Regions from separate parts of the Homo sapiens genome. Here regions 1 and 3 are each linked to region 2. The links are chromatin loops, found by intact Hi-C in ENCODE. Cell type or tissue: endothelial cell of umbilical vein. All regions are shown on one strand.

Region 1 (8,000 bases), 90 kb after region 2:
GTGCTGGGATTACAGGCGTGAGCCACCAAGCCCGGCCACGTCATTATTTCAAATGTCCTTTTAATTCAAGTCCTTTATTTATAAGACTTGAACTTCTTTGGGATAGGGTTATATTCCAAAATAGCCTATAAATAATAAATTCTTAAGGAAATTTTTGATTGATTGTTGGTCATTAGATACTTTCTACTAGAGGACTAATGTCGTAGGAAACATTCATACATTGGCTCATTTTCTTAGTCATCCAACCAACATTTGTTCAACTCCCACTATGTTCCTTCCAAATCTAATTGAACTTATCTGGAAGTTTTGAAACAATGACTAGAGAGGCAAGATAATGAAATACAGATAAATGCATATAGTAAGACCCCCTCCTTCTCAGGTGTTTCTTTGGGTTTTTTCTATTTGCTCTTTAAAATAGAAAATTGCCCTGTAGCTTTCTCCGATTATCTTTCATTGCCTATGTAACAGACACCCCGAAATTCAGTGGCTTAACATAACAGTTTATGCTCGTCTCTTGTAGCCCAGAGGGTTGACTGGGCTCAGTGGGTAGTCTGTGTCCAGGATCTGTCATACGGCTGGAGCTTGAAGGGTCTAAAGGCTCAAGTGGGATAGATGCCCAAGATGGCTCACTCGTGTGGCCTGTGTTGACACTAGCTGCTGACTGGGAGCTCAGCTCGGTTGCCAACTGGTATATCTACACATAGCCTCTCCATGTGCTTTGGGCTTTCCACAGCCTGGTGGCTGGGTTGTGAAAGATTATAACATTATAAGAGCAGGCATTTAAGAGACACAGGTGGAAGCTGTAAGACTTCTATGGCCCAGCCTTAGAAGTCCCAGAATGTCACTGCCATTGGTTCTATCAGTCAAACTAGTCACTCAGGCCAGCCCAGATTCAGAAGAGGAGAATTAGCCTCTGTCTCTTGACATGCGCATATGGAGAAGAGGAATCCGCGACAGCCATCTTGCTGACTTCCTATCTTAAGAGAAGTCCCCCAGCTACCATCATCCAGTGGTTGACAGGAGCTCTTTGTTTTCTCAGTCAGTTCTCACAAAAGCCTGGTGAGATAGGTCTTATTATTTCTCCTATGTTGGAGATGGCAAAAATAAGCTCAGAATACTTGTGTGGCCAGTTCAAGGTCAAACAAACTGTAAAGTGCAGAGTAGGGTGTTAAACCCTGGATCCCTAGCTCAAAGCACAGGGTTGTTTTTGTTTTTTTCCATTATGCAACTCTCCCTGGAATTATGACAGCATGTGAACAGCACCCATAGAAAAAGAAGATGGAAGGAAAAGAAAGGGTGGATAGAGGTGCTTTCATTTAAGTGGTTGTAATTATCTGATGATGGCAGTTTCTATACCACAGCCCGTTACTCTTAAGGTAACATTTTTGGATGTTCAAGCCCTCAAGCACTCTTGTTTTATAGGAAAATGGTCTCTAATTTTAGACAAAGCCGTTCAAGAGTACATACTTCAGCCAAATGGAAGCTCAACGTATAATCTGAATTGCAATTTACTGTAGGGTAATACGTTTTTATTAAATGAAACAAATGTTCTCTAGTAATTTTTAAATTGTCTTGAAAATAAGGCTAAGATTAATCCTGCTATCAAATCTGAGCTTTAAAAATTAATTAGAAGACAGAATTTAGTATTCTGCTATAATGCAAGTTGGATTTTTAAATAAACACTTAATCCTGCAAAGAAAACACAATTCACAGAACAAGGGAGCTCAATTATTTCAGCCTCTTTTCTCATTTCCTTTCAGCTGCAGGGGGCAGCACTGCTCAGCTAATGGCTTTTTTCTTTTTCTTTTTTCCTTTCCTAACAAAAGGAAGAGTCATTTCCTTCTATACAATGTTTTCATCCCTGCTCTCCATTGTACAATGTGTGGCTTTCTTGAGGCACTGCCTCTCGAGTCCCTACCTCAAACTTCACTTCAAATAGGAGATTTTATGTTGGGGAAAGAAGGATTGGTAAAGAATTCTTACTTAAAAAAAATCCTGCCCTCTCCCTCTCTCCCTCTCTCCCTCTGTCCCTCTCCCTCTCCCTCTCCCCACGGTCTCCCTCTCCCTCTCTCCACGGCCTCCCTCTGATGCCGAGCTGAAGCTGGACGGTACTGCTGCCTGATTCTCCTGCCTCAGCCTGCCAGCGCGCGCCGCCACGCCTGACTGGTTTTCGTATTTTTTTGGTGGAGACGGGTTTCGCTGTGTTGGCTGGGCTGGTCTCCAGCTCCTAACCGCGAGTGATCCGCCAGCCTCGGCATCCTGAGGTGCGGGGATTGCAGACAGAGTCTCGTTCACTCCGTGCTCAATGGCGCCCAGGCTGGAGTGCAGTGGCGTGATCTCGGCTCGCTACAACCTTCACCTCCCAGCAGCCTGCCTTGGCCTCCCAAAGTGCCGAGATTGCAGCCTCTGCCCGGCTGCCACCCCGTCTGGGAAGTGAGGAGCGTCTCTGCCCGGCCGCCATCCCATCTAGGAAGTGAGGAGCGCCTCTTCCCGGCCGCCATCCCATCTAGGAAGTGAGGAGCGCCTCTTCCCGGCCACCCATCATCTGAGATGTGGGGAGCACCTCTGCCCTGCCGCCCCGTCCGGGATGTGAGGAGCGTCTCTGCCCGGCCGCCCCCTCTGAGAAGTGAGGAGACCCTCTGCCTGGCAACCGCCCCGTCTGAGAAGTGAGGAGCCCCTCCGCCCAGCAGCCACCCCGTCTGGGAAGTGAGGAGCGTCTCTGCCCGGCAGCCACCTCGTCCGGCAGGGAGGTGGGGGGGTCAGCCCCCCGCCCGGCCAGCCACCCCGTCCGGGAGGGAGGTGGGGGGATCAGCCCCCCGCCCGGCCAGCCGCCCCGTCCGGGAGGTGAGGGGCGCCTCTGCCCGGCCGCCCCTACTGGGAAGTGAGGAGCCCCTCTGCCTGGCCGGCCGCTCCGTCCAGGAGGGAGGTGGGGGGGTCAGCCCCCCGCCCGGCCAGCCGCCCCGTCCGGGAGGGAGGTGGGGGGGGTCAGCCCCCCACCTGGCCAGCCGCCCCGTCCGGGAGGTGAGGGGCGCCTCTGCCCGGCCGCCCCTACTGGGAAATGAGGAGCCCCTCTGCCCGGCCACCACCCCATCTGGGAGGTGTGCCCAGCGGCTCATTGAGAACGGGCCATGATGACAGTGGCAGTTTTGTGGAATAGAAAGGGGGGAAAGGTGGGGAAAAGATTGAGAAATCGGATGGTTGCCGTGTCTGTGTAGAAAGAGGTAGACGGGGGAGACTTTTCATTTTGTTCTGTACTAAGAAAAATTCTGCCTTGGGATCCTGTTGATCTGTGACCTTACCCCCAACCCTGTGCTATCTGAAACATGTGCTGTATCCACTCAGGGTTGAATGGATTAAGGGCGGTGCAAGATGTGCTTTGTTAAACAGATGCTTGAAGGCAGCATGCTCCTTAAGAGTCATCACCACTCCCTAATCTCAAGGACCCAGGGACACAAACACTGCGGAAGGCCGCAGGGTCCTCTGCCTAGGAAAACCAGAGACCTTTGTTCACTTGTTTATCTGCTGACCTTCCCTCCACTATTGTCCTGTGACCCTGCCAAATCCCCCTCTGCGAGAAACACCCAAGAATGATCAATTAAAATAAATAATAAATAAATAAATAAATAAATCCTATTTCTGTATAAAGCTATCCTTCCTCTGACTAGAAACAACTAGGAAATAAAGAGAAGACAAAGATAAAAAGGAAAGTCAACACTAAGTCACATCATCATTGAAGGCGTCCGTGGGGAATGTCGTTGACGGTGCACCTATCGGGTGTTTGTGTCTTGAAAAATCAAACCCTTTGGAGGCAAGGGCAGTCCTTGGCTTTGGTCCATTATATGTTACAGGACTCCTGAAGGCTGAGGGGTAAGTCCCTATTTTCCATAGGTTTTTCCTAAATGAGGAAGGGCAAGAAATAGTAATTATCTGAGCCGTGCTGCCCCCTGCTGGTAGCAGTTATGCAACCCTGCAAACATGTTCCCTAAATCCGTTTCCAACGTTTGTTCAGAACTCCAAAGCTCTCATAGATCATCCAGGTCATACTCTCCCTGCCCAACTTCATCCCTTCTGCAGAGTGGAAGCTGCAGCCAGCCCTTGGAGGGGAAATGACTTATCATCACAGGTTTTAGCTCAGGTCTCTTTCTACACTACCCAACATCACGGAACACCCAATACACGAAATTCACATGATAGTGCTGTTTGGACATTCTTTTAAAAGACATACATTGGAGTCCAGAGCTCTATGGTGAATCTTATCCTTCGGATCTGACCTATTTAATCAGAACTGTCAGAATTTTCTTTAAACACTGAAATATGATACTTAGGATAAGTGTGGTATTTATGATTTCCCATATCTCTTTCATGGAATAAAATAATAGAAAACTTTACTTACTATTCTGTAGTCTAGTTTCTGGAGAAAGTAATCTTTCATAACTGGAGCTAGTGATTTGAGGCTGCAATTAAGATAAAGGAATTTGATATTTACAGAGCCAGGACGTTCCAATAGTCTTTCTAAATTTTCATGTATTTAACTAAGCTATATTTAGGCTTTATTCATACTTGAGCTTTATATATAAATCGAATGACCAGAGAAAATTTTGTCTAAAATTTTAATCGTCAATGCTTATTGGAAAGTTCAGAATTTCACAGTGGCCCAGCAAGGTAATTAATGTGAATCAACTGGCTTGTCTATTCTTTTGGTACCTATCCACACACTCTGATTAACTAATTTGATTACCAGTTCAAAGATAGTGTCTGTCTTAGCCAGTTTGAGCTGCTATAATAAAGTACCATAGACTGGGTGGTTTATGAACAACAGAAGGTTATTTCTCCCTGTTCGGGAGGCTGGAAGTCTAAGATCTGGGTGGTAGCATGGGTGGGTTCTGGTGAGGACCCTCTCCTGGGTTGCAGACTTCTGTCTTCTTATTGTTGCTTCACATTGTAGAAAGAGACTGGAGAACTCTCTGCAGTTCCTTTTATAAGGGCACTAATCCCATTTGTGGGAGTTTCACCCTCAGGACCTAATCATCTTCCAAAGGCCCCATCTCCCAACACCATTGCATTGAGAGTTAGGATTTCAACATACGGACTTTGTGGGGACACAAACTTTCAGTTCATTGCAGTATCCATGTTACATTCATGGACATGGTAAATGATAGCTTTTAAACTTCCACATCTAATAAGGTGTTTTTCGCAACTGTAATACAATGACAACTGGGAAGCTTCTGTGTCAGAGATTCTTAACTTTCTTTACCAAGAACAAAAATCTCTTGCCTTGAGATGCCTTCATCCAGTCTCTAGTCAAAGCTCCATCTCAAACATGGTACCTACAAACCACTTGACTTTGGTCCCTTCTCATTTTGATAGCATTCTGGTATTTACGTTCTTAGTTCTCTCAATTTTAAAATCTTTTAACATAGAGTCTTACTCTGTTGCCCAGGCTGCAGTGCAGTGGTACAATCAGAGCTCACTGCAGACTTCAACTCCCGCGTTCAAGTGATCCTCCTGCCTCTGCCTCCCTGGTAGCTGGGACTACAGGTGTGCATCACCAAGACCAGCTAATATAAAATTAATTATTTTTTTTTAACAGACAGTCTTACTACATTGGCCAGCCTGGTCTTGAACTCCTGGCCTCAAGTGATCCTCCCATCCCAGCATCCCTAAGTAGTTGGGATTATAGGTATGAGTCACCATATCTGGCAGATTCTCAGTTCTTGACAATTTTTTATACAGTAAAAATGTCTTTCAATTTGTGTGTGTGTGTGTGTGTGTGCGTGTGTGCACGTGCTTGGGCATGCCTGGAGAATGAGCTAAGCTGTAAGCTTCCAGAAGGCAGGTGCTGAGTCTTTCTTTCTTGGATATTCTTCTGCAGTGCCTGGTACAATCTTCTACCGAGGGAAGAACTCAAACTATGTTGGCTGATGCACGTGGTGTTTCTTAGAAAACTGATTATAGGAAAAGTCTCACGAAGCCTACCAGACCTTGCCCTTCTTAACAAATGTGTCTGTTTCTCCCAAGACACTGTCTGCTTATCCTGCAGCCTGCGTGTTTTCTAGTCACTACCAATTAGCATAATTACTATCTCAAGGCCTTGCCCTTTATTGATCCTGGTAGTTACAGCAGTTTACAGTCACGAGACGTGCTGACAGAAGGTACAAATATATTCACCAGGACCTCCAATGGAGTTCTGTCCCTTTTCTTGCTTTTCAGAATTGCTTTTGTCTGCTTTTGTTTCAGAGTGTGCCTTCCTTTTCCTCATTTCCCCCAAGTTTGCTGTGGCAGAAGTTCAGTAGATCACTCAACACAGCGCCAGAGAGCCGTAGGAAGATATTTACAACAAGAGCTTAGTTTCAATACAGACTAACGTGCTCAATCTGTCAAAATAAATGTAAAGTCAGATAAATAATCAGCAAGGTATTTATCAAATGCCATGCCGGCACCATATGGAGGGTTATTCAGGGATTTTTAGTTAATAGAAGGGGTGGAGGCTGGAGTCCCTGGGTTCTGAAAAGACTCTCACCAAGATGCTATTAAAGAAATGAACTAACAGTGAGAAGGCTGGCAGAATACCAGCCTATATCCTGAACCATTGTCAAGAAAAGGTATTCTTGAGCCTGTAGAAACTAGAAGTACTTGACAGAAGTGGTGACATTCATTGACATAAAGAATACTGTTTCTAATCTATATAAGAGTGCGCCAAGCCAAGGATTTATTACATACAATAAAACTACTATTTGGTGATACTGAATATATGTCTTGTGCATATTTGGATGCATATAAAATAAGCATCCAGGAACAAGATGGGCCTAAGAGAGATCAGGAGAGGAAGCACTCTTAGGGCAGAAATATCAGAAGGGTTCCTCCCACTTCATCCTCCTGAGTCACTAGGAGTACAGGTGCATGCTACCATGCCTGGCTCATTAAAATTTTTTTTTTTTTTTTTGTAGAGACAGGGATCTCACTATGTTGCCCAGGTTAGTCTTGAACTCCTGGGCTCAAGTGATCCTCTCACCTTGGCCTCCTAAAGTGCTGGGATTACAGGCATGAGCCACTGTGCCTGGCTGTGATCGTGCCACTGCACTCCAGCCTGAGCAACGAAGCAAAATCTTGTCTCCCCATCCCACTCCCCCCACCAAAAAAAAGAAATCTTAGAAGGCCCGATGGAGGCTTTAAGGCCCAGAAGGCAAGTGGCTTGAATTTCTTGAGCCAATTCTGATTGGGTAGTAAAGATTACCTGGAGCCTGGCCTGAAGAAACTGGCACTTGGCTGCTAGGTGTGGGAATGAAGAGGTGCGCTGCATGACTCCTGGGTGTGCCAGACACCGAGACCACACACATGCTTGGTTCTGAGCTCTGCGGAGGCTCAATGGAAACAAATGCCTTGGTTGATGCGTAACACTGACTGTGACATGAGAGGGGGATGGGAAGACCCCCTGCTGTAAATTCAACATCCCTGCCTGATAGCTGCTCCTTCCTGCTTTCATCCACGGCCAGACACCAGCCAAAGGTGATGCCATGCCCATCCCTCTGCTCCTCAACCATCGATGCTTTGTTCTTTGGTAACTGATGGAAGCAGGCGATCAATATTGTCTTCTTGTTCTTGTTAGGTTTACCCTCCCCACTGTTGGCATCTAAGCAGCCCAATGCAATTTCATCTTATTAAAATGATGCTCAAATGCAAAACTTCTCTTAACCAGTGGAGTAGTAGAGAGAAATGTGAATGCTATGATTCTATTTAAATAATACAGTGTATGCACTCAGTAATGTATCTGGCTACTCATATGTAGGTCAGATGTAGGTATGTGCATAAGATTGAGGCCTTTGTTTTGATGTAAATATTTACTATAATTAATATTGCTTTTGCCTACTCAGCATCTGGTTCTCCTTCTTTGGGTAGATTAGTCTGATTTTTCCTGGGAGAACAAATCCTTTTTCACTCTTACCCCTTATATTTAAGGAGATGACACCACTGTCAGCTCTGGGGTTGCTCAAGTGATCTGG
Region 2 (8,000 bases):
CACAAGTAAGTTTAGGTGTTGGTAACATCAGTGAATAGTCAGAAGATAGTCACATTAAATACATATATTTGGAAAACAGTCTATTCTTTAAAATTAATATTGTGAGTGTGACATAACAGAGCTACATGGTAAAGCATCAAGTCACTAAGGAACATTAGGGTTAGTATTTCTCCTATCTTCATGGGGAAAAATAAACTTCCTGTAGCTTAGGAATGTGCTAACATAACCATTAGGCAGCAGTAGCAGTGGTATTAGGAGTTGTGGATGAGCTGGGCGCGGTGGCTCACACCTGTAATCCCAGCACTTTGGGAAGCCAAGGCAGGTGGATCACCTGAGGTCAGGAGTTCGAGACCAGCCTGACCAACATGGTGAAACCCTGTCTCTAATAAAAGTACAAAAATTAGCCGGACATGGTGGCGGGCGCCTGTAATCCCAGCTACTTGGGAGGCTGAGACAGGAGAATCACTTGAACCCAAGAGGCGGAGGTTGCAGTGAGCCAAGATCGTGCCGCTGCACTCCAGCGTGGGCGACAAGAGCGAGACTCTGTCTCAAAAAAAAAAAAAAAAAAAAAAGTTGTGGATGAGATGTCCAGAGACCCAGAGACAAAGACCTGTCCCTAGATTTCTCTTTAACTGAGTGGCCTTGGACATGCCATTGCCCAGGCTACCATTTCCTTATTTGTAAAGTGGCTGAATTAGGTTGAAGATATCTAAAATCCAAACCTCTAATATCAGTGATGGTGTATTAACCAAGAACTGGTAAAACAGAAGGTAAGAGCCTTTTTGTTTTTTTGTTTTCAAAAGTAATCACTAACTGCCACTAGTTTGACATCTCAGACAAATTTTTTTTTCCACTTTGGAGTATATATCTACAATTCTGGCTGATAAAGCAAGTTTTAGCCAAAAAATTGGATCTGAAGGGTCAAGAAACCCACTACCTTATGTAAATTAGATGCCTAGCTTTTTTTGGTTGGGGGGTTGACAGGTTTTTAGGGAAACAATCACCAAAGGCATAACTCCCCAATTTTAATTCTGCTCATCGGTATCAGTAATGCACTTATTTAGCAATTAGGATCAGTTCAATACAAAAAAAAATTTTAAAATATTAAAGTCAGTAAGGAAAAGCATATATTGCCAGCGAGCAGTGGGTGGTTTTGATAGCTGGCAGGTAAGGTGAGGGATACCCGGGGTGGAGGATAGTGTGGTTTGGTAAAAGAGCACCGGCTTATGAGTTGGGAGACCCAAGATCTAGTTCCAGGGCTGCCACTAACTAGCCCTGTGACCTTTGCCACCCTCTTCCCTGTTTCTGGCCTGTTTCCTTGTCTATACCAGGAAGGTCTTAGTCTGTCCATCCTCTTGCTGTCCCAGCAACCAAAAGAGAAATTCTGCCCCGTTGAATACAGCTTTTGCTATAGAGTTTGGCTCTTAGGAGCACAGAAGCCAAATCTATAACATCAGTGTATATCGGTCTATGGTGTACGGCAGAAAATAATTGTATACTGGGAGACAGCTAACTGGGAGATGATCATTTTCACACTTGTGGGAGGTACACACTCACCTGCCAAATACCAGTAAAGTCCTGTTCCAAAGACCATCGTCACAATTAAGGTTTTCTTTCCAGAATTTATTTTCATTTATCAGCTATGATTTGAGGATACAGGAACAATCTTTAAAATAATCATGTATAATACTACTGTTGAGGGTTGAATTGTGCCCCCCCACACCCCTCAGATTCATATACTGAATACCTCAGAATATGACCTTATTTGAAGATAGGATCTTTACGGAGGTAATTAAAATCAAATGAGGCCATCAGGGTGGGCATCCTAACATGCAATCTAACAATGCAATCAAACATGCAATCTGACAATGAAATGACTCAACAAAGAACAGGAAAGTATAAAAAATTACAACCCTAAACAAACTAGTTGGGGGTGGTGGCTCACACCTATAATCCCAGCACTTTGCGAGGCTGAGGTGAGAGGATCGCTTGAGCCTGGGCAACATGGTGAGACTTTGTCTCTATAAACTATTTGAAACATTTGCTGGGCATAATGGTGTGTGCCTGTGGTCTTAGCTACTTGGGAAATGGTGGTGGGAGGATTGCTTGAGCCTAGGAGGTTTGTGCCACCGCACTCCAACCTGGACAGCAAAGGAAGACCGTATCCCAGAAAAAAAAAATTAAAAAAGACAAAAACCAATTGAGAGGGAGGGCACACAATTGGGAGTGCCCATAGCTCTGTTCTTGCTCAAGGTATCATGTGCACTAGCTCCTCCATGGGGCATGGGACTCCAAGCATTTATAGTATACCTCTTATTAATGATAAGGACTTTTTCCAAATGTAAACAAACCTGGCAATAATGTCTTGTTATTTCATACTATTAAAAGGTAGGCTACAGTGATATTCTCTATTAAAACACTTTATCAAAAATAAAAAGAGATAAAAGAGATACTAAGAAATGGGCATGGTGAATGCACATGAAAACAAGTGCTTATTACATGAAACGAGTGGCTATAATTTCCAAAGACATAATTCAAACTGGATCCAGCATTGTTATTCCCCAATGCCTTATCTGACAAAGTTTAGAACTGAGTAACCGATATGAAGCCATTATAAAGGAAATGCAAATATCTGAAACTCATCTATTTATTAAAATCAATCTCCATTATCTTTCTTCTTAAAAAGCTTAGAAATAAATATAGTCTCTGAATATTGACAGTATTTGTGGCTCAAACAAAGCTGAGATGAAGGCTGGACTCAAAACAGTGCAAGAAATAGAAAGGAGAAAATATTTTAAGGTTAACTACTTAGGCCATGCAGGTAAATGTGACCCCAGAGGGAACAGAATTCCACAAAGCTTAACTTTTCAATGACAACATGAGAATGTTCAGCAGAAGCTGATAGACCAACCATTCTGTCAGTTTGATGCTTTCAAAATGGTAGATGAGGGAAATTGCACAGAGTTGAGCAGAGTTTTACAACTTGCATATCAGCAGTTGATTACATTTTTTCTTGATATTTTCCACTTTTCTGCGACATAGTAGCTTGTTTGTATGTTATTTACATTAAATGTTATCTGCCTATCTTTCCCATGTGAGCTTCAAGTAATAGGGTAAGCTTTATAGAACTGTGCAATATTTCCTTTTGAAAGAAAAATAATAAAAATTTAGTTGTGTCTGTACCACCTGGAGGTCAGCTCTCTTTGTGGACATCAAAAAGCTCAGCTTATTATTTTATTTCACAATATTTGAATATTTCTTTTTAAATGAAAGATTCTTTCTGTGCATTTCCTAGCATCCCAAATTGTTTGATTCAGAAAAGTTTCTTATCATTGCAAATCTCTTCAGTCAGTCAAAATTTCCTGAACTAGAAAGTTCAGGAACTAAACGGAACTGAGAGGCTGGTGATGATTCCAGCACAGAGGAATAGCTAAAAGTCGTATTATTTATTGTTCATGTAGTGGGTTAACACACATTGGCCTTTCGTTCGTGGGATTCATAAAGTTTCACATGGTTTTGAGATGATTCAAGGGTGAAGACTTTAAACAACATCCCTTCCAACTCTCAGACTATGATTCAACACATTGTTTCTCATAATTGCTTGCTGTTAAGAGTCAGCTAAGGATGCCTGTTGAAAATAGACTCCACGCCCCCTTCCCTTCGAAGGCTGATTCTGCAGGTATGGTGGGACTCTGGGGCTCCTTATCATTGGGAAGGTTTAAGAAACATTTTATTTCTTGACTCTTAATGTTGGATGGATATTGGAATCACTTGGGGAGCTTTACAAAAGTAGCACTGGGGCCGGGCACGGTGACTCATGTCTGTAATCCCAGCACTTTGGGAAGCCTAGACAGGCAGATCATGAGGTCAGGAGATTGAGACCATCCTGGCTAACACGGTGAAACCCCGTCTCTACTAAAAATACAAAAAATTAGCCGGGCGTGGTGGCGGGCACCTGTAGTCCCAGCTACTCGGGAGGCTGAGGCAGGAGAATTGCTTGAACTCAGGAGGTGGAGCTTGCAGTGAGCCGAGATTTCGCCAGTGCACTCCAGCCTGGGCGATAGAGTGAGACTCCATCTCACACACACACACACACACACACACACACACAAAGTAGTACTGGGCCTGGGTCCCACGGAAGAGATTCTGGCTTAGTTTATGGTGTGGCCCGGGCATTTGGATTTTTTGAAGCTTCCGGGTGCTTCTAATTTGCAGCCAAAGTTTAGAACCGCTGACTTGATTGAAACAATAGCCAGTTATCTGTAACATATGTGAAAGCAATATCTAACATTTCCATTAAGACATACAAAGTGCTTTTACAGATGTGTGTCTTATTTGAATCCTTGACAACCTGGTGAAGTAGGTTAGAGTTGGTTATTATCTTTCCTTTACAGGTAAGCGAACTAGACTTCAGAGAGGTGAAGTAGTTTGATGGAGGACCACTCGCAGCAGAATTCTGGAACTGCTGAGGTGTACCTTAGGCATGCTACTACCTCACTCTCTATGTGCCCTGGCTCCTACTAGCTCTCCGGCTTTCCCAGCCTCCCTTTAAAAGAAAAGAAAAGAGGCCAGGCATGGTGGCTTACACTTGTAATCCTAGCACTTTGGAGGCTGAGGTGGGAGGATCACTTGAGCCTAGGAGTTCAAGACTAGCTGGGGCAACATAGTGAGACATCATCTCTACCAAAAAAAAAAAAATTAAAAAAAAATTGGCTGGGCATGGTGGTGCACACCTGTAGTCCCAGCTACTTGGGAAGCTGAGGTGGGAGGATCACTTGAGCCCAGGAAGTTGAGGCTGCAGTGAGCCATGATTATGCCACTGAACTCTAGCCTAGGCAATAGAACAAGACCCTGTCCAAAAAGAAAAGAAAAGCTCTCTTGTTTCTAGAGCTTCTCTTACGTTGGAATTGTTATTGATAATAATACAACAGCAGTAGGAGCTAACATTGGGCCCTTTGTATACATTGTGCTAAGAGCTCTACATGCATTATCTTAATTGTCTTGAAGACTCTGTGAGGTAGGTCATATATGTTATATCCCCATTTTATAGCGTAGGAAACTGAGTCTTAGAGAGTAACTGGCTTGCTAAGGGTCATATTCCTATGCAAACATTCTTCTTATTTTATCTAAGCCTTTTCTTATTTTCCGTTCAGTCAACCAAATTTCAGCAAGTGGCAGAGAGGAAAAGAATCAGGTAAAGTATTTCTGAGCTGGGCACGGTGGCTCACGCCTGTAATCCCAGCACTTTGGGAGGCTGGGTGGATCACCTGAGGTCAGGAGTTCGAGACCAGCCTGGCCTACATGGTGAAACCCCGTCTTTACTAAAAATACAAAAAATTAGCTGGGCGTGGTGGTGGGCACCTGCAATCCCAGCTACTCAGGAGGCTGAGGCAGGAGAATTGCTTGAATCTGGGAGGCGGAGGCTGCAGTGAGCTGAGATTGTGCCATTGCACTCTAGCCTGGGCAACGAGAGCAAAGCTCTGTCTCAAAAAAAAAAAAAAGAATTGCTGAATACGCGATGATTGACAATGACAACTTCCTTGAATTGTATTACCACTTCTAATATGGGGACTGGATTTTTAAAGAAACTTCTGGAGCCAGTCACGCAAAAGCATGAGGATCTAGTGCTTGAAGGATTCAGTTGGAGAATCATGGGTTGTTAATTCCTAACTAACCCTGCCTTTCCAGAGACAGCAGTAGTTCCCTGAATTAAGGCCTAGATCTGGCATCAGAAGGCTTGGGCACAGGTCTCAGATGGCTTTTTTTAGCTGTGGGGTCTTGAGCCAGTCCTATCCAGGACAAAGTTTTATGTTCTGAGTGAATCAGGCCAAGTTGGAACATTAATCAATGCTCTTATGTCTACTTTTCTAAGGTTTGCAAAACGCTGAGCATATTTTTTTGTGGTCTCAGTATTCAGAGCTCAAAGTACATCAGGTGAAGAACCTGGAATCTACAAGTTCAAGAGGCATGGGGAGCACCTTGGTGAGGTCCACAAACTCTTTGCAGAAGTTCAGCACAATTTTATGGTGCTAAAAAGAGAGTGAAAGATGTAAAAGAACAGAATTTCTTTATCCATCCAATATATTTATTTTCCTTCCTCCCTCCCTCCCTCCGTCCCTCCTTCCCTCCCTCCTTCCCTCCCTCCTTCCCTCCCTCCTTTTTCTTTCTTGGCAGGGTCTTGTTTTATCACCTAGGCTGGAATGCAGTGGAACCTGCTTAGCTCACTGTAGCCTTGAACTGCTGGGCTCAAGCAGTCCTCCTGTTTTGGCCTCTGAAGCAACTGGGACTACAGGTGTGTGCCGTCATGTCTGCCTTATCAATCCAATTTCTAAGACTGTCATTTTGTGTGGGAATTCTAGTTCCTCTTTGCAAACTGGAGGTTATATAAAAATCAAGGAGAAATTATTCTATTATATATACTACAAAGAGAATAATGACTACTAAAGCTTAAATTTATAATGCATTATGTAATACATAAATCTCAATTTATTCAGCAAATAGTGAGCACGTGGTCTGTACTAGACACTGGGAATATAATGGCCAAGGCCCCTACTTTCATGAAGCATGCTTTCTAGATGGCCATAGATAAAGGACAAGTGCAAAAACAGATTAGTAAAACAATAGCTGTGCTCAATTTTTCAAAAGAAGCCAACAGGGGGTCGAGATGGAGGTTGTTAGGAGAGGTGATGGAGCAGGCAGGCAGAGGTGACATTTAAGCTCAAAGGATATGAAGAGGCCAGCTGCTCTGAGTGTGGGAAGAGAAACATAACTGGCAAAGAGGTTCATAAATGAAAAGTCCCTGAGGTGGGAGAAAAAAGGTTGATGTAGCTGAGAAACTGGAAAAAGTCAAGTATGACTGGGTGTGGACAACATGACAAGAGGCCACAAGGCTCTTGAGAGGCCGGGTTGTATAGCCCTCATGGGCAATGGTGAAGAGTGTGAATTCTATTTGAGACCCAATAAGAAACCATTGAAGAATTTTAAGCAGAGAAACAGCATGATCTGATTCCAGTCTTCATGTAATTCTTGTGGTGTTTAGAGAAAGGACTGGAAGATACTGAAGACAATAATGACCTTTTTCTTCCCAAGCAATACTTGTTAGAAAAAGCAGAAGTTATAATCTGCTCATATTTTTAAAGCAGTCTTCTATGAACCTAATCCTTCATATTTTTGTATGGGTAAGAGTTGTTCTACATTCCCAGCTGGGACAGAGATATAGATATATAGACCATTGAGCTTTAACCTGCCCAACCATGACAGGAATGCATTTCACAAGACCTTTTTTTTTTTTTTTTTTTTCGGTCAAAATAAAAGATAACAGAGTCCTTTCAAATCACGTCATTGAAACGCATACCTTCAGGTCTCCCTTTCATCAGAGAAAGGTGTTGAAAGTTACATCCAGCCCTATGTAACCTCCTTAAGCCTCAGGTTGAGCCCTAGGGGCTCTTTGCTTGCTGGTTTTGTACAGGTAACAATAAACAAAACGACACCTAGGATAAATGATTGTCGTACAAGTGTTACTTTCATTATGATAGAGCTCTTAGCATCCCCAATATACATAAAAGTTAAGACATTCAGATTTCCTCCGGACCAGCTCAGAAATGAGTCCTCCACCCTCAGTCTTCCATTTCCACCATCCAGACAGGGGCAGGAAAACAGTAACATTCCTTCTAACACGGAGTTAGATGTGTACAGATGGTAGTGGACAACTGACACATTTTACAGCTCTAAAAGTCCAACTCTCTTTTCCCTGTGACAGTTTCTTTTCAGGTTCCAGTTCAATGCAAAGCATATTTCCATGGTTGAGTTATGAACTCCAAAAACGGGGGCTTGTAATGGAAATGCAGACAGACGCTTCGCCTTAGCTGTGCTTCTGGGCACCGCTAGAGTCATCAGTTTTAATGAGAGCTGTTAATATCACCTCCATCAGAATGGTTGCCCTGGGCTGACTTTCTGGGCTGTGCACAGGTGCTCTTGGCCAAGAATGTAATGTAGGTTAT
Region 3 (8,000 bases), 170 kb before region 2:
TAGCAATGTGCTCCGTTAAAAATGCTCACTTCTCTAAACTCCCTTATAGCTATGGTGGTCAAGTGACCCAATTCTGGGTCCCCTTTCTTTGCTTTATTTTTCTCCATACCATGACTTTAAATATGTAATTTTTGTTCTAGTATATGCCCCTGCCTTCAAACGTAAGCTCGTGACAGTTCTGTCCATCACTATATCCTGGGCCCCCTGAAGGGAGCCTTCTACAACCGGTAGTTGGTCAGCAAACAGCTGCTGCACGAGGAAATGAGTGGCACACACTGGAATGTGGTGGACAGGGTTTCTAGGAAAGCTCTGCAAAGCACAAGGTTTAGCCTTGGGACCTACTGCCTTCTTCCCTCTCTTCGCCCTGCTTTTTCTTCCCACCTAGAAGATGCAGCAGCCACTTTGAGGCTATGACGGGAAAGAAAAAGAAAGAAGAAAAAAGAAAGCAGTCCAGCCATCTGGGTTTCTGAAGGCCGACTTGAGTCATGGAGCCAGCCCTGGACCCATTCATGGAACTCAGATGTGTCTAAGGAATCACTATTTGTCAGGTTTTCTGCGACTCGTAGCTAAACTCATTTGTTGTAGTTATAAAGCTATTTCCCAGCCCTCTCAAGAAAAGCCTTACCCTCTAAATATTCTTAAAAGTGTCTGGTAATAGAAAATTAGTTAATTTCACCTGTTCAGCCAGTTGACACAAATCCGAGATTGAGCAATAAAGCAGGTATGTCAGAGGCATTTGAACCAGAGCGTCTCCACCTTGAACTGGGGCTGGGTAAAATAAGGCTGAGACCTGCTGGGCTGCATTCCCAGAAGGCTAGGCATTCTTAGTGACAGGATGAGACAGGAGGTTGGCAGGACTGGTGTCACAAGATACAGGTCAAAGATCCTGCCGATAAAACAGGATGCAGTAAAGAAGATTGCCAAAACCCACCAAATCCAAGATGGCGATGAAAGTGACCTCTGGTCATCCTCACTGCTCATTATATGTGAATTATAATGCAATAGCACACCAAAAGACACTCCTAGCAGCACCATGACAGTTTACAGGTGCCGTGGCAACATCTGGAAGTTACCCTATGTGGTCTAAAAAGGGAGGGATGCTCAGTTCTGGGAACTGCCTGCCCTTTCCCCAGAAAACTCATAAATAATTCACCCCTTGTTTAGCATATAATCAAAAATCAACTGTAAGTCTATTCAGTCGAGCAGCCCATGCCACTGCTCTGCCTATGGAGTAGCTATTCTTTGGTTTCTTTACTTCTCTGATAAACTTGCTTTCAGTTTACTCTATGGACTTGCCCTGAATTCTTTCTTGCATGAGGTCCAAGAACCCTCTCTTGGGGTCTAGATCAGGACCCCCTTCCAGTAACAGATAGTCTCATCAATAAGCGATGTAGATAGATATAAAGAGAAGAGGCTCAAATGAAATCTCCCTTGGCCTTCTTTATTAAACTTCCAGTGAAAGCATATGGAGAGACCAGATAGTGTAAGAAAATAAGGATGAATGGGGACCCCACCAAACTCATAATGGGGTAGGGAGGGTCTGTTCTTTCTTTCCACACACCTACTTACCTATCACCTACCTATCAACCCACCTCTTGTATATGCAGGTCAAGCACATCTAGAGGTCAGCAGCCCCACTTGGCAGGGGCATCCACAATAGATGCTGAGATGCCAGGTATGTCGGAAATCTCACTGCTTGTCTCTCTCCCTCCCCCTCTTCTGGTCAGAGCTAACTTCCTGTGACTTGAGACTTTAAACCCTGTTAAATGCTAAATACTACTGACAGAAGTGATGTTATTTTTTAGAAACAGACATTTGAAACATAATTAAGGCCAGATACCTCCCTTAGAATAGGTTTCAGCTGGGCAAGGAGGACAGAGGCGTGCACACAGGGGGTCCCTGAGACAAGCTGGGAGACTGGATCTGCGAGGCAGGAGTCGCAGGAGCAGTGCTCAGCTTCCACGCTGCCTCCTTCTTTGCATTTCTGCTTCTAAGGGTGGGCCCCTGCAGGTCTTGCCCACATGTGTTTTCTAAGTTCTCTTGTTTTTGGAATAAAAAGCAGAGAAAACTTCTGCCCACAGAACACCACTCTGACGCAGAATGATATTTTGGTTGGCAGAGACTTTTGCAGACACCAACCAGACACAGCCAACTGGTTCGCCAGGTCACCCTTTGAGGGTCCTGTACTCAACAGCAAGGCTCCCAGCAAGCATTTTGATGTAAGGGAATAGTGAGATTGTCTATTTGCATCTTCAAATACAATGTATAAATTATTCTATAGCGACAATGCATCAAACCTATTCAAATTATAATCTGACTTAGGATTTTCAGGGTGATACATCTTTAAAAGCAAATGAAATTTAAACACAAAACCTCTTGGGAGATTTTATACAAAATAATCATCAATGCAAGAATAAGTATCACCCTTCTGCAACCATCACAGTAACACTGATTCAGGCAAGAATCATGGAAAGAATCTAAAACCAACAGGTAAAAGTTTGATGAGAAACATAATAGTTTCACGGTCTCAGAGGATCACCTCACAATATATGTATATACATACATACATATATATAAAATATATATAAAAATATATAATATGTATTATATATAATATATATATTATATATATATTCACTACAAAGAAGAAATTGTAACTTCTCAGAGAAAACCTGGCAGATACCACCTTAAGTGAATGACCAAAATTAATATCACTAATAATGAAATAAACGGACATCACGGGCCCCCGATATAATGCACTGTGGCGCAAAAAAACACAAAAACAAATAAACCCTAAACAACAAATACTTCATCAAACAACTAGCTTACACTCTGAAAAAGGCTAAGAAACCCTTTCAGATTAAATGTGACAAAAGACGTGACACCAACATGCCGTGAGCCATTTTTTTTTTTTTTTTTTTTTTTCTAAAAAGTGCTGGATTGGAAAAACACTGCTAAAAGAGACATTATTGGGACAATTAGTAAAACAAATACAGCTGGCACGGTGGCTCATCCCTGTAATCCCAGCACTTTGGGAGGCTGAGGCGGGCAGATCATTTGAGGTCAGGAGTTCGAGAACAGTCTGCCCAACATGGTGAAACCCTGTCCCTACTAAAATACAAAAAATAGTAGCCGGGTATGGTGGCGGGTGCCTGTAATCTCAGCTACTCAAGAGGCTAAGGCAGGAGAATAGCTTGAACCCAAGAGGTGGAGGTTGCAGTGAGCCGAGATGACGCCACTGCACTCCAGCCTGGGCGACAGAGCGATACTCCCTCTCAAAAATAAATAAATAAATAAAAAAGAAAAGAAAAGAAAAAGAAAAACTTGAATAGAAACTATGTATTAGAAAAAGTTATTAAGTTTCCTGTATTTGGTCATTATACTATATTATTCTGTAACAGAATGTCATTGTCCTTAGGAAATATTTGCTTAAGCATTTAGGGGTGACAATCATGATGTCTACCATTTATTCTCAAACAGGCCAGCAGTAATAATAATTAATGGTGGTGTATGTGGGGGGCAGGGGGTGTGTGAGAGAGAGAGAGAGAAAGCTCAGGAGTGTGCAAATGTCAACAACTGGTGGCCCACGTGAAGATTACATGAACATTCACTGCACAATTCTCAATCCTTGAAACTTTACTGTAACTTTAAATTTATTTTAATATTTTTTTCTTTTGAGATGGGGTCTTGTTCTTTCACCCAAGCATGATCACAACTCACTGCAGCCTTAACTTCCTGGGCTCAGGGGACCCACCTGCCTCAGCCTCACGAGTAGCTGGGACTACAGGTGGGCACCACCACACCTGGCTAATTTTGGGGGGGCTGGGGGCGGGGGGCTGGTGCTGGATCAGACAGGGTCTTACTATGTTGCCCAGGCTGATCTCAAACTCCTTGCCTCAAGTGATCCTCCCACCTCAGCCTCCCAAAGTGCTGGAATTACAGGCCTGAGCCACTGCACCCAGCCATAAAAGTTTTCAAAAGAAAGTGTTTTTAAGTTAAAAGCAAAGGATAGCATAGTTTTCAAAAGCCATTAACAGAGAAATAAAGGACAAAATGTTTTTAAACTTTCAAATTGTTTAGAAACACATTAAGTTTGAACCACTTAAAATTACAGAGGCAAAATGACAATATTACAAATGGAGACAGTGGGCGTGTGTTTAAAATTTTTTGTTAACCTCAGAGGAGGCCATCAGTCTCTCTCAGCCACAAGAGCCATGCCACATTTTACTAAGTAAAGGATATAAACACGGAAAGAATGACTCTCCACAATTGAGGGGAAGAAGTACTACCCAGCCTAACTAAGGTTAGTACAAATTTGGTGAGTCACTTCCTCTTAGGAGGAAGAGCAAACATTTCTCGTTTCCTGAAGGATTCAGAGATTCTGAGGGAACACCTGAGCTCTCAGCCTGAATCATGGCACATAATAAACTAGGGCAGGAAAAGCTACAGCCCGTTCACTCGATGCTTCTACCCCACCACAATACCTCCAAGTTCAAAGTCAATGTCAACTTGAGCCTTTTTTGTCTATTTCAGCCTCCATATTACTAGGTTCCTGGGAGGAGGCAAGGCAAGCAAAACAAAAAAAGCTGATGGGGTGTGCACAGTTATCTTCTCAACCTGAGTGGGCAGTGGCCTTGGTTTGCTATGGTACATCACCCACAACGTTCCTCAGACCAGAACAAAACCCACAAAGCCTCTTAAGTTTAGAATTATAGCTTTCTGGCAAAGCAGCCCTCCTCCCAGAACCGCCTGTGCCAGCAGCACACACACGTGGATGGATTAGGCAAAGCTGTGCTCTAAAGCACACACACGCTCTCCCCAACGTGTGCTTTGCATTCCAGAAATACTTGATGCCTAAACCACTTCTGTGCCTCCCTTGGCATGAACGTACAAGTGGCTCCGTGCCAAAGGAAGCGTCTGTTTAGAGATGTGGACTTTCTTTAAAATTTTTTACCATGGAAGATCACAAATAGAACATTCTAGTACAATGATGATGCAATAAAGCAGAAAAAGAAAAGGTTTTAGAAAAAAGATTCTCTTGTTTTTGTCTTATTTATGTTGCCTAAAAGAAATACTGAAAATATAACAAGAAACATAAAATTAGCTTCCATGAGAGCAGAAATTACAGGGTCCAAGTTGGGTCAAGGAAGCAAAAATATTACCTTTAACAGGAAACGCTAGGGATCATTTGCCATTTTTTAACACACACATTCACTGTTGTTTTAAGGTCACCTACCAAAATGAGGTGCAGAAGACGGGTTTTTAATCATTGGTTTATTCTGGAATATAGTATATTTTATATTTGTATCTTGCTTCTTGATAACTTTTATCCTACATTAAAAATTAATGTAAAAGATGAAAATCCATCTTGGTTAATGCACCTATCCTTTCCCTTTCTATTTCCGGAGATTTATTTAGGGTTTATTCACAATAAGTGTAAAATCAGTAACTCTTCACAAAATCCTCAGACATCACCAACTGCATTACAAAACACACTCTTAGCCACCTAGATACACACACATGCATGCAACATGTTAAGGAAAATGACATCGCATAACTCCATAGTACATACGCACATGATCGCCTGTTTGATTTCCGTCAGCATGGACCTAAAAGACACCTTCTTGGAAGGTGGTCCTGGGCAGAGGGAGAAAGACTTACTTTCTTTCCACTTCTGGGGTTGACACGGCGCTACAGAAGCCAAGCGACTCCTACGAGAGAAGATTCGTATAGTCAGTGTGGTCAGAGCAGCAGGCTTCATCTGATTTGTACAGAGTGTCACTTAAAAAAAAAAGGCAGAAGCAAAACTAGATGATTAAAGTCATTGTGCTTACTTCGATCTGGGACCGCAGCTGAAGTGACGTGGGGCTAGCATCGGGTTTCTCCTAAAACAGAACAGATGCCAGTTTAACGGGACTTCCAAACATGTCACACGCGAGAAAGACAAATAGACATGTAAGAAGAGAGGGGAGGATTCGGGAAAGGTTGGGGTATAGAGTGGGAGGAGATGGCAGAGATAAACAGATTTTCTGGGAAAACTAAAATACTTTTAAAATGAGAGCTCTAGCCCCCTAAGATTGAAATATTTTCCAAACTTTGTTGCCAGACTCTGCTGACAATTTTATTTCAGAAGAAAAAAAGCACAATTTCAGTCAAGGGGACTGACAGTTCATGGTGAAATAATTCTGTGGATATACTTAGTTGGTCACTAAGACACTGAATTTACTGCAACCCATTTGAGTTTAGCTGTTTTCCAACGACACTAGACTTCCAATCCAATTTTTTTTTTTTTTGAGACAGAGTCTAGCTCTGTCACCAGGCTGGAGTGCAGTGGCATGACCTCGGCTCACTGCAACCTCCGCCTTCCAGGTTCAAGTGATTCTCCTGCCTCAGCCTCCCAAGTAGCTGGGATTACAGGCATGCGCCACCACGCCCAGCTGATTTTTGCATTTTTAGTAGAGATGGGATTTCACTATGTTGGCCAGGGTGGTCTCGATCTCTTGACCTCATGATCCGCCCCCCTCAGCTTCCCAAAGTGCTGGGATTACAGGCATGAGCCACCGCGCCCAGCCCCAATCCAATTTTAAAGTTCTAAATGTATTCAGAGCACTTAATAGCTTAGGAGAAGTTGTTAATGTCTTTAGGAAGTTGGGAAGCTAACTGAATGTTATCTTGCAGCCTTAAAAATCACTATACTTCCCTAACACAAATGAACTGACCTATCTGGAAATTTAAAAACAAACACTCGCGCGGTATCGAGTTGATAAATGAAATATAAATACTTGATATTAAGAATGCACTGAAATATCATTAAATTGTGAGAGGCAGAAGAATCAAAGAATATTACAGATAAAACCATATGGTGTAACACCCTCATTTCATAGTTCAAGGAGGCTGTATCTCCTTTGAAAGTAAAAGAAAACGAAGAGTATTTAGATAAACAAATTACCTGTGATAAAAATAAATTATGTAAATTATGCATTTTCACATGCATCTAATTGTTCAATTGCCCTTTTCATCATTAACACAATTATAAAACTACACCAATACCGAAAACCTTTTGTTGATGTATAAAAGTAGCAATAAAGTATTAAAATAAGTATAACTCAGAGCAAAGTTATACTTTTAAATAAGGAACAGGAATCCAGCACGAATATAGAGTATCGGAATGAATGCACTTTCATGCAGGATTGTGGGGGAGTGTTCTGGGAATCTGTTGCTCAACAATGTGCATGTGGCTGACAACGCTGCACCGCACACTTGGGTAAACTGTTGGGAGTGTGAATTTTATGTTACGTGGTTTTTTTTTTTGTTTGTTTTGGTTTTTTTTTTTTTTTTTTTTTGCCACAATGAAAAAAAAAGAATGTGCTGGGATGAGTACATCTGAGAATGGGATGACTGTAGACAAGCGGCCAGAAAGAGAAATGGGTTTTAATGGACAAGAATTTAATGAACTGGCAACTCACTCTTCCCCTAATCTCAGGCCCTTGTTATAAACAGTTATCACAGTGGCGTAAAACCTCCATAGAACTCTCATTAACCTCCTCCTGGTTTTCATTGCTGCCGCTGTTCATGACAGACATATTTCTGTACCAAACTTGATACACCATTTCTACCAAACAGTATATGGACAATGTTTTGAGTTATATATTCCAAATGTGAATGGTAGGATGTCAGGCTCAGGTGCAGTTAACAAAGGGGATATATACTTTTGGACATTTCTGGTGCTTACAGACCAATCACAATTTTCCAGGACCTAACCTTTCAGCCTCACATAGAGAAATTTACAAACTTAAATGGCAGGAGGTAAGCAAAAGTATAATTAGCAATTTTTTAATCCCAAATCTTCCTTCCTATTCAGGAGTTGGTACAGAGAACTCAGAGTGATGATGAAACTAAACTGTTAGTTTGTCTGAAATTTTCTCTGAAATTGCTCCTTTAACACCCAATTGCAGCCCATGACCTTCTATAACCATCAGCAAAAGTGACTGGTTCAATTC

Evidence for each region. A loop is a pair of places that touch in the nucleus more often than their neighbours do. Peaks named below come from ENCODE experiments on the same cell type or tissue, not always from the same donor. Only the 100,000 strongest peaks of a DNase experiment are listed, where the experiment ranks them.
Region 1: a loop joins it to region 2, with 2.4 times the contacts of the local background. A loop is called at or near these places in 63 of 110 quality-filtered maps.
Region 3: a loop joins it to region 2, with 6 times the contacts of the local background. A loop is called at or near these places in 4 of 110 quality-filtered maps.

Annotation. Positions count from the first base shown.
Region 1 is chr6:148,173,765-148,181,764 of GRCh38, reverse strand. No RefSeq gene overlaps it. Among named protein-coding and RNA genes, the nearest start is that of SASH1, 170 kb to the left of the region's middle. RefSeq lists an enhancer at 7,128-7,714. In endothelial cell of umbilical vein, CTCF peaks have their summits at 1,762 (motif pointing right) and 3,947 (motif pointing left); DNase peaks (open chromatin) are centred at 1,794 and 3,924; H3K27ac peaks cover 419 bases.
Region 2 is chr6:148,263,477-148,271,476 of GRCh38, reverse strand. It overlaps a transcript of SASH1 not described here. Among named protein-coding and RNA genes, the nearest start is that of SASH1, 75 kb to the left of the region's middle. RefSeq lists an enhancer at 6,377-6,930. In endothelial cell of umbilical vein, no CTCF peak of the experiment used is centred here; a DNase peak (open chromatin) is centred at 3,526; H3K27ac peaks cover 2,928 bases.
Region 3 is chr6:148,438,069-148,446,068 of GRCh38, reverse strand. It overlaps SASH1 (SAM and SH3 domain containing 1), which reads right to left. Exons shown (of 20, transcript NM_015278.5): 3 at 5,835-5,885; 4 at 5,662-5,711. Among named protein-coding and RNA genes, the nearest start is that of SASH1, 99 kb to the right of the region's middle. RefSeq lists enhancers at 1-371, 4,182-4,476. In endothelial cell of umbilical vein, no CTCF peak of the experiment used is centred here; DNase peaks (open chromatin) are centred at 268, 4,368 and 4,808; H3K27ac peaks cover 6,330 bases.